Regions from separate parts of the Homo sapiens genome. Here region 1 is linked to region 2. The links are chromatin loops, found by intact Hi-C in ENCODE. Cell type or tissue: endothelial cell of umbilical vein. All regions are shown on one strand. Each heading gives the region's core, and the rest is flanking DNA. Links, peaks and the distances in the headings are about the cores only. Region 1 overlaps SCAF8 (SR-related CTD associated factor 8). Region 2 has its middle 58 kb from the start of SCAF8.

Region 1 (5,387 bases), core at 165-5,164, 130 kb before region 2:
TTGGCATTAATAAAAAATGCTACAAAGAAAAAACAGGCCAGGCACAGTGGCTCACGCCAGTAATCCCAGTACTTTGGGAGGCTGAGGCGGGTGGATCACGAGGTGAGAAGTTCAAGACCAGCCTGGCCAAGATGGTGAAACCCGTCTCTACTGAAAATACAGAAAAATTAGCAGGGCACGGTGGCGGATGCCTGTAATCCCAGCTACTCAGGAGGCTGAGGCAGAGAACTGCTTGAACCTGAGAGGCGGAGGTAGCAGTGAGCCGAGATCTGCATTCTAAATCTCTCATAGGTTTTATACTATCTACCTTATAAAAACAGTTCTAGTTTTACCACTCTCTTTTCTTCATTAGATTCATTTTTGAACAATGAGGTTTTTCAGAACTTCTATTCCTTTCAAAGGGATCTTATTATTCTAAGCTGTGAAATTTTGGAACTGATATATAGAGTAATTAACTAAGCCCAGAGTTCTCTCTTTTTGGTAGGTGAGATTCTTACAACAGACTCGCTCTCTCTCAAGTTTATTTTTACTTCAATAACATGGTGCTAATTACAAGCTTGTTAAGACTACTTGATTCTGCTAAGAGAGAGACCATTAAAAACATAAAGTACTACGATTACAGTGCTTCTGCTAAACCTTCTAAAATGAAACTATGACTAAAGCAATTCACAAAGTGTTACATTTATAGCTCAACAAATCTGTTGTTTGGATAAATTCTTCCATCACGACTACCTCCTGCCTCTCTTAGCAGTTCTGTGATTTTTGTATTATTACATCACTGACGAGCTGTTTGTTTTGAGTTACAACTTTGTTTTTTCTTTAAACAACATCTAAATGTTCTTAATTGTGTTCTATCTTCAACTTCTGGGTTCTCAGGCAGATACATTTGCTTGACATAAAATACTGCCCCTACTCTGGCCACTTATATCAGAATTGTTTCTTCAAAAAAAAGGTATGAAATTCCATTCTCATAATTCTAGGCATGAGTTCCAATGCAGCAAATATCATTAACATCCATTTTATATTACTGTTTGCATTAAAAAGTCAAGTTCAGACCCCAATGTCTCAAGTTTGCTATCTCTTCCATCTAAAATAACTGTTCCCCCCTCCATGCTCCTAGAATCCTTCAGCTGTACCTCTATGACAAAAATAAAGAATTCTGCCAGGTGTTCATACAGATGTACGTGCTCCATTAGAGAAGAGGTTACCTGATGCCACAACCTCATTTCTGTTCATCTCTGTATGTAACACTTGCCTAACAAGTAACACATACTCAAAAATATTTTGTGATATTTTTGTTAAACTCATTAATGCCAAAACTTTTTTAATATTAGGATGTATGCTGGGGAGGGAAAGGGGGTTTCCTAATACTTTTATTCTGAACAGTTTACATGCGTAACCATTTCTCACATACAGCAGAAAAAGGCTTTGAAATAAATTTAATCCTAGCTCTACAACTTAACATATTTTATCAGTTCTAAGGTGCAATATTTTGTCAAAGATTATCAAATTCGTAAGATGAACTTAAAGGATCCTTACAACTCAAAAGGATGTTACATTTAGTTATCGATGTTTTAAAATTCTTAGCTATGCATAAAATAACCGCACATCTTGAGTCAGATAATATATAACACTAGCTGTACACTGCTGCATGAGATGTTTAATCTCACCAAGCTTCCACTTCCTCTGGGATAAAATGGGAGTCATAATGCCCATCGCCTGAGGGTTAAATGTATACAAGCCTACCACATACCTAATAAAGCTCCTGCTACATGCTAACAGCAAATACGTTTTAAAAATTAAAGATAGCAATCTACATGGCCATCATCATTGTCACCATTAACATAATCATCAACTTGCTTGATAGGGAACAGAGAGAAAAACACGTTTAGTTTTAAGTGGTAATTCTGAAACCCCCTCCATCCTGTTCTCTACTTCCAGTACACTGAAATTAATTTCTACAATGTGCATTCATAAGTTACCAGAACACAATTTGATTACAGAAAAAACCATAAAGGTCCTGAAAAAAATGGTCTTACTAATAAGAGTTGAAAAAATATCACCATAACAAACTTTAGAAAGAAATAAAGTAGCTGGTAAAAGCTAAATAGTTGAGAAAATATTCTATTAAGACCAATTAAAAAAAAAAAAAGCCAACCCACAAAAATGCCAATTTATAGAATATAAATAGTAATAACTCTAAAGACCACAAGATGGGGTTATAAACCTTTTGAGGCTGTTGCTGCTCCAAGAGCTGCTGTCTGAGATGTTCTAGGTTTTGCTGTTGTAGTTGTTCTGCTATCTGATGAAAAATGGAATTGTTCACAGATTCTGAAACGTGAGAACTAAAAGGAAAAACAGGTGGAAACATATTTTAAAACCCACTAAAGATACTATGAAAATAACTGAGTATTCAAAGAAAACAAAAAAGTCAATTCAATAAAACATATTCTACTGCATGTTTTCTTTTGCAATTTTAATACTTAAAGTAGAATACTTGAGAACATTAATTATTAAAAGAAAAATACATTCTTCAATTGTACATCAATAGATGGATAACGTGTCAGAGATGCTCTGCTGAAGATCTGATATTACCATCTCAGGCTGTTAAATACATATAAATTACTGCTTTTTCATTAGAGCATATTAAGAAAATCTCAATATTTATAAAAAGTTTAAACATTTAAACATTGTTACTTTAACTCCTTCTCTTACTATGAGATAGAAAAACAGTCTATCAATCAGTATGTGTGAAATCTACCATTGTAATTGACCATAAAATTTATAAAACTAATATTCTTCCTTTAGAAAATCATATACATTATTAGGTATGTTAACAGAGACAGATACTGTTTAAATAAGAAAAAATAATAGTTTAACTATATTCTTGGAAATTCACACCTGGAATACACCTGGGATTCTGGGTGCCACAAGGTAAGACATTAACAATAAAAAGGGCATCCCAAAAGAGCCAAACAGGATGGTGAGAAGTCTTGAAACAGTTGGAAAAAAGTGTACTTCATCTGAAGCAAATAAACCTAAGGGGAAGAATGATACCTGTCTTCAAATAATGAAAAGCTACATCTCTAAAGATAGCGGAGTAAATTTGATTCCTTGCTTCAGAAAGCAAAACATGGGTCAGTGTATATTAATAGAAAATAAAGGAAACAGGATTCAGCTCAACAAAAGAACACACAATAATAACAATTAGTTAACTTCTCATTACAGAAAGCATTAAAATACTGGATAAATAAACTGTATCATCAGGACTGTTAAAGGAGATTCTTACATTGTTTAGGACACTGATCAACATGATTTCAAATGCTGCTTGCAAGTTTGCAATTCATAATCTAAAATACTAGTTTTTAAATTTTGTCAAGGGGAATCATTTTACTAAAATGATACATTTGTATCTAACATATTCTAAAATTATGTTTTTGTTTATTACCCCAATATATACAACTAATAACTTCTGTTTGAAACAAGAGACCCACAGACTTTCACCATTCATCCTTCTTCCATTCTCCCAACTTCTACCCCTGCCTCCTCCAACATCTTCCCCCTACTAGTCCATTCACATACCCTCACAGAACCTTGGGCACTGCAGAATTGTTTAGGGAAAAAAAAGTAACTGATTTAATAAAAACATACAACACATTTCTTTACAAAAAAAAAAATCCTCATAACTCCAATCCTTAATTCTCATTAGGTTGATGTGTTTCCACAATTTCATATGCTTTCTAGAAGTGGCCTCTAAGCACTAGAAGCAAGCTTCATTCCTAGTATTCCAACCACTCTTACAATTAAGTTAAATAACTTAAAGCCTAATATGGAAAATATTACAACCAGATTTACCAATATGTATCAATGTTCTTATAGGTAACTTTGATACAGTCTATTTGCAAAGATCTGAGAAAAGACTCAAAATAATACAAAGAGACAACAAGACATATCTCTACCACCTTTGTATAATGTTAGAGGTTCAACAGCTTGAAATAATAATCCCAACTTACTAAGTATACTTAGTAATTCAGATGGCAACATCCCACTAAATATAAAAAAACTATGGCTATAAAGAAAAAATTCTTACAGTTGTGAAGCTGGAATTTCCTTTTTGGGTTCTTCACTATGCTCAGAGTCTTCCCCAAAATCAAACCTATCCATCAACTTCTGGGGGAAAGAAGGAGAAACAGACATATTAAAAAGTGCTTCACACAAATACAAGTTACAAATGCTATTTTAAATGTCAATGGCATTCCGTTATATCTATCATTTAATGTGTAAATAAACATTTTGTATCACTTTATACTATTATAAAGTGTTTTGAGTAGATCTTTTCTTTAAAGCATTTTGATATGTATTATCTTACATAACAAAACAAATTATGATAGAGGCAGGATAAACACTAATACTCAAATTTTACAGAAGACTAAGAATTAAAATAATTAGGTGGTTTTTCCATGGTAATAAGCTTGATAAAACATCTAGGGCCATATTCAATGGATCTATTCCTAATATGGTTCTCATCTTAGAATGCTGTTATTCTTCTGAATGCTCAATTTAAAGGCTTTTTATGTGGTCTAGCTATTTAGTGTTAGACTATATTAGACTTAGAAGCTGCTGGCCAAAACAGTCTAAGTAATAATCCAATAAATCAGTATCTACTTTCCTATAAAAAGTACAAATTTTAAAAATATGAACACCACTTCCAAGTAGTATGATATTCCCATAATTAATAAGCATACTAAGAATATCACACACTAAATTGTACATGAAAGATTTTAAGTTTTAGAAACACTTTAATTATTAATAATTTAGGCATCAACTTATTATAGTTACAGTATAGTGACTAGTTGTAGAGAAGTTTCCTTTAAACATTTTACATATTGATTAAAGAATTTTAATTTTTGCAGGTCCAAATTACAGAACCCAGAGCATCACAGTAAAATGTGGCACCCATGAAAGAAATCAGACAAGCTCAGAAAGTAATCACTTGCCTCAGTGGTGAATACAAGATTTTACTGACTAGTTATTTTTAGTCAAATGAAAATATTTTAAATGTTTCAAAAATGTTTCAAAAAAAATTTTTTTTTTTTGAGTCAAGAGTCTTTCTCTGTCACCCAGGCTGGAGAACAGTTGCTCAATCTTGGCTCACTGCAACCTCTACCTCCCAGGTACAAGCAATTCTCCTTCCTCAGCCTCCCCAGTAGCTGGGATTACAGGCACGCATCATCTGGCTAATTTTTGTATTTTTAATAGAGATGGGGTTTCACCATGTTTGCCAGGCTGGTCTCAAACTCCTGGCCTTAAGTGATCTGCCTGCCTTGCGCTCCCCCAAAGTGCTGGGGATTATAGGTGTGAGCCACTGTGCCTGGCCTAGGAAAAAT
Region 2 (5,387 bases), core at 140-5,139:
TTATATTATTTAATCATCCCAACAATCCAATAAGATAATATTGTTACTTTCTTTTCTTTTCTTTTCTTTTTTTTTTTGAGACAGGATCATTCTGTCACCCAGGCTGGAGTGCAGTGGTACGATCACATCTTGCTGCAGCCTCGACCTCCCAGGCTCAAGCAATCCTCCGGCCTCAGCCTCTCGAGTAGCTGGGACCACAGTCATACACCACCATGCCTGGCTAATTTTTAAACATTTTTGTGGAGATGTGGTCTCACTATGTTGCCCAGGCTGGTCTTGAACTCCTGGGCTCGAGTGGTCCTGCAGCCTCAGCCTCCCAAGGTGCTGGGATTACAGGCCTGAGCCACCACGCCTGGACCTGTTGCCTCCATTTTATGGATGAGGACACAAGGCAGGGTCAAGTTTAATGACGTACCTGAGACCACACAGCTAGTATGTGGAAGAACCAAGAATTAACGCCACCGTCTGCTGCTGGAGCCTGTGTTCTTAACCCCTAAGCCCACTGCAGCAAGTCACCTGCCTGACAATGACTTAATTGATAAACTCTTTAATAATGGCACTTTGTTCGCTTTTATTACTATGGGATAGATTTTTACAAATGATGGCAATTTGTAAAACATACTGAGGGGTGAGACGTTGGAGCTGTTGATTCTGACCGTGGTTGAGGAGGTTGGAGAATATTTTACAGGGGAGGAACTATTTAAATTTAACGTTAGGCCAGGCATGGTGACTCATGCCTGTAATCCCAGCACTTTGGGAGGCCAAGGAGGGGTGGATCACTTGAGACCAGGAGTTCAAGACCAGCCTGGCCAACATGGCAAAAGCCTATCTCTACTAAAAACAGAAAAATTAACTGGGCATGGTGGTGTGTGCCTGTGATCCCAGCTACTGAGGAGGCTGAGGCAGGAGAATTGCTTGAACCCGGGAGACGGAGGTTGCAGTGAGCTGAGATCGAGCCACTGCACTCCAGCCTGGACGACTGAGCGAGACCCTGTCTCAAAAACAAAAACAACAACAACAACAAAATCAACAACAACAACAAAAACTTTAAATGATGAGTAGGATTTATAGGCAGAACAAGGAGTTAGAGAGAACAGTTCAAGGAGAAGGGAAGTCCTCTACAAAGGCATTCAGAAGATGTGCACAAACAAGTCCAGATATGTGTTCTGTCTCTTGGGTTGAGCTCTCTGGTTCCTTTAAATCTTTCTTCTATGAATGGTCTATTCTAAGTACCCCAGCCTGCCTAAAAAGTGGTTTTCCTTAGTGCTTTCACCTTTCTCGGTTTACATCTCAAGATATAAAAGTATATGTTAAAAAAGATATACTTTAAATGTATATATATCTTTAAAAAGACATACTTTTAAAACTAAAATGAGTAAAAATTTTTAAACTAAAGTCAGTAAAAATACAAGTAGAAGTACTTGTTGCTGGTCTCGGTCATCATTCAAGATGTGACTGTTGCTCTCAGTACTTGGCTCTGAGAAGCGCCACTTATTAACAGTCTCTACAGTGTTGATAAAGGGGGGTAGGTTTTACTTGCGGTAAAACAGAATCTTCAGGTCGAGCACGGTGGCTCACACCTGTAATCTTACCACCGAGGCAGAAGGATTGCCTGATCCCAGAAATTCGAGACCAGCCTGGGCAACATGGCGAGACTCCATCTCTATTAAAAAAACAAAAGGCAGAGTCTTCATAAGTGGAAATATAAGTTTTAATTATTCCAGCTAAATCATCACAGTAAAAAGATGTTAATATTTATCTCCATACTCATCCTTACCAGATAGCCTTGTGCTCTTGGAATGTCGTATTTGTGAAGTGAGCAAGCAGTATGTAGAATAGCATGAGATAGACCAGTCACCAAAGGTTGTTGATTTCTAGGAATGTCTCATGCTGGTTGCATCTGTGTGTGAACTGGGAAGTTGAGATCGCTTTCCACAGAAATTAAGCAAAATCCTGGAGGTAAGTTGTGGATAGGGATGCTGTAGACTCCCTGACAGCATAGGAACTAGAACTCTGAAGCAAGCCACTGGTGCCTAACAAATTCTTTATAAAGTTGTAGAGTGGATCCATGGGGGCTGACGTGGCCTCCAACGCCTAACATGGTTGAAAAGGCCATGGACTTGTGTTCTGGGTTCCTCTAGAATAACCAAGTCCTCACGTAACCTGGTGTGTATTGACCACCTCTCTTGACCGCTGATCTTGGGGAGCACCTTGCTGAGGGCCAATGGAAAATGCTGGAAGCCATGAGCCCTCCTTGTATCCCTGATCTTAGATGGGTCTATGGTTTTTGGTGGAAGCCATCCAGAAACAGCCTCAAAATCCAGTCTGAGTTTTCATTCCTGTCAATCAATCCTCTTATTTTTTTCCTTCACTACCTTATTTCTAGCAACACATCTTACTTATTCTGTTTTCCCAGAAGATGAGTTGTGTATGAGTTTTGGGTGGACTATCTTGACAACCAAATAGCGTTATATTTAAACGTTTGTGAAAATAATAAGCTTAGCATAACCTGCCTTGACAGATGTGGTATGCCTAGTGAAGTTGCTTAGCTATGGCTCAATCTCAGGATCTGTGGGACTCTAATGCCATCTGCTGGTCACACTGATGGCTGCTGCCATCACTTTCTTGGCCTACTCTGCTGTCTTACTCTATAAGACTAACAGGACCCCATAGTTAGGAGAGCGACCTCTAGCGAGCAGGCCTTGGCATTTTTCTTTTTAATTGAATTCATAAAGGCTTAGAATGCCATTTAGACAATTTGTAATGGTGGGGGGAGGTAAGAGTATAAATATTGAATGTATTCAAACCTGTCAATGATGTTCAACTCTTTTCACTGTGGATAAAGATCTTCTAGATGCAATAGAATTAGATTTTGGCGATTACATCCTATTTTATGGGTGTATCGTTTTGCATTCATGGGCTGTTTGATATTGAAATACTATATAATTTTAGTAGTAAGAGCACAGGATCTGGAGTCGAAGCAGGGTTAAAACAAAGGCTTTGTGGCCAGGCATGATGGCTCATGCTTGTAATCTCAACACTTTGGGAAGCTAAGGCAGGAGGATTGCTTGAACTCAGGAGTTGGAGGCCAGCCTGGCAAAATGGCGAAACCCCAACTCTACAAAAAGTACAAAAAAAAAAAAAAAATTAGCCAGGCATGGTGGTACACGCTTGTCGTCCCAGCTACTTAGGAGGCTGAGGTAGGAGAATTGCTTGAGCTCGGGAAGGCTGGGGCTGCAATGAGCCATGATCACACCATTGTACTCCAGCCTGGGTGACAGAGTGAGACCCTGTCTCAAACAACAACAACAATAGCAACAACAAAAACAACACAAATGCTTTGCCAATTACTAAGTTTTTGCTTTGAGCAGGTTACTTAACTTTTCTGTGCCTCAGTTTCCTTGGCTTAAAATGGAGATAAATGTACCTAAACCACAGAGATTAGAACAATACCCAGTGTGAAGTAAAACACTCAACAACTGTTAGCTATTTGATTTTATTTCTTTGAGATGGAGTCTCGCTCTGTCACCCAGGCTGGAGTGCAGTGATGCGATCTCGGCTCACTGCAGCCTCTGTCTCCCAGGTTCAAGCAATTCTCCCCGTCTCAGCCTCCCAAGTAGCTGGGATTACAGGCGCCCACCACCACACCTGGCTAATTTTTGTATTTTCAGTAGAGACGAGGGTTCACTGTGTTGGCCAGGCTGGTCTTGAACTCCTGACGTCAACTCCTGATCCACCCACCTTGGCCTCCCAAAGTGTGGGGATTACAGGCGTGAGCCACGGTGCCTAGCCCAGCTATTTTTATTAAAACAAAAATCTTGTAGTTTATATCATTCTGGGATAGGAGTAATCTCTGGACCATCTTTCTGGGCCATCTTTTTGTTGGAAGAAAGCTGAGGACAAATGACTCTTGTTCCAAGGATTGGGGAGAGGTTCTGCAAGATGGAGGATACAAACTTGTGCTTGTGTAATCTGGATGGAGAACCCACGGAGACAAAGGTATTCTAGGGGTGTGAATGGGGGTGGTTGTGGCTGTCTCAGAGGGTTTTGTGAGTAGAGATGTAGCCACAAGGATGGTGTTAGATTAATGAAGCGGGGGCAGTGGGAGGTGACAGAAAGCTCAGTGATAAAATCCCGTGTAGTCACTGGATATTGGCTGGGGCTGGAGGAGGCCTCCAGGCTGCTCCATGTGGTCCTTGAGTTGGGGACATGCTCTGCAAGTCCTCAGATATGGTCAACACCCTCTCTGAGCTGCCAGGAAGAATTAGGTATGTGCAAAGAACAAGATATTGAGCAACCCAGTGTGGGACAGGAGGCTACAGACACCGAAGCTGGTCACAGAACTTGATGAACCTTGCACAGTTATCATTTCTGCAAAGCTGGTGGAGTTGCTGTTATGGCCTCGGTGCAGCAGGAATGCAATGGTTTCTGTTGTCTGATGATAGAAATACAGGTTCCAGCTAAGGAAGTCAAACCAGAGTTGGGTTTTTGTGGAGAGATTTTTGATTCCTTTTTAATTTTTTTTCTTAAGGTAATAACAAAATTTAAACAACAAAAAATAGTATAAATAATAAAAACTATAGTCTTTCTTACGCTGTCCTTAAAGATAACCACTTTTAACTCATTCAGCTTTTTGTTCTTTCAGTTTTCTTCACAGGTCTAAGTACTGTGCTAAAATCACTATCTGTAAAGGCATCAATTTAAATAAATATTTACTGACTTTCTGCTCTGATACATGAGTTTTCAGCTCACTATTTTTGTGTCTGTCTTGTAGAGGGTATAGATGGGTAGTGTTGTTTGGCCTGCATGCTGTTGAAAAAACGTTTGAGCCAACATTTAAAGGATCAAGTTAAATAAAAAAATATAGATTTTCCTACTTCTCTTGAAAAATCCTCAAATATTTAAATGAGGTTTGCATTCTTTTATGGCAGCTGTTGACCTGAGCTGAATAACGACTGTCGGTCCCTCAGATTTCCAGTTTCCCCAGATGTCCCCACTCCTTACTGCTCTTTAGTGCTGAGGCTGAGTGTAAATTGACATTTCTCATCATTGGTCTCTTTCTTTTCTTTTTTTTTTTTTGAGATGGAGTCTTGGTCTGTCGCCAAGGCTGGAGTGCAGTGGCGCGATCTTGGCTCACTGCAACCTGCACCTCCCGGATTCGAGGAATTCTCTGCCTCAGCCTCCCGAGTAGCTGGGATTACAGGCGCCCGCCACCACGCCTGGCTAATTTTTTGTATTTTTAGTAGAGACGGGGTTTCACCATCTTAGCCAGGCTGGTCTTGAACTCCTGACCTTGTGATCCACCTGCCTTGGCCTCCCAAAGTGCTGGGATTACAGGCGTGAGCCACCATGCCCGGCCTCTTTCTTTTCTTATAGCAAACAAAATA

Evidence for each region. A loop is a pair of places that touch in the nucleus more often than their neighbours do. Peaks named below come from ENCODE experiments on the same cell type or tissue, not always from the same donor. Only the 100,000 strongest peaks of a DNase experiment are listed, where the experiment ranks them.
Region 1: a loop joins it to region 2, with 14 times the contacts of the local background. A loop is called at or near these places in 102 of 110 quality-filtered maps.

Annotation. Positions count from the first base shown.
Region 1 is chr6:154,802,327-154,807,713 of GRCh38, reverse strand. SCAF8 (SR-related CTD associated factor 8) reads right to left here. Exons shown (of 20, transcript NM_014892.5): 8 at 4,091-4,170; 9 at 2,228-2,345. Among named protein-coding and RNA genes, the nearest start is that of MIR1273C, 48 kb to the left of the region's middle. In endothelial cell of umbilical vein, for the core only: no CTCF peak of the experiment used is centred there; a DNase peak (open chromatin) is centred at 2,263.
Region 2 is chr6:154,673,009-154,678,395 of GRCh38, reverse strand. No RefSeq gene overlaps it. Among named protein-coding and RNA genes, the nearest start is that of SCAF8, 58 kb to the left of the region's middle. In endothelial cell of umbilical vein, for the core only: a CTCF peak has its summit at 2,632 (motif pointing left); a DNase peak (open chromatin) is centred at 2,605.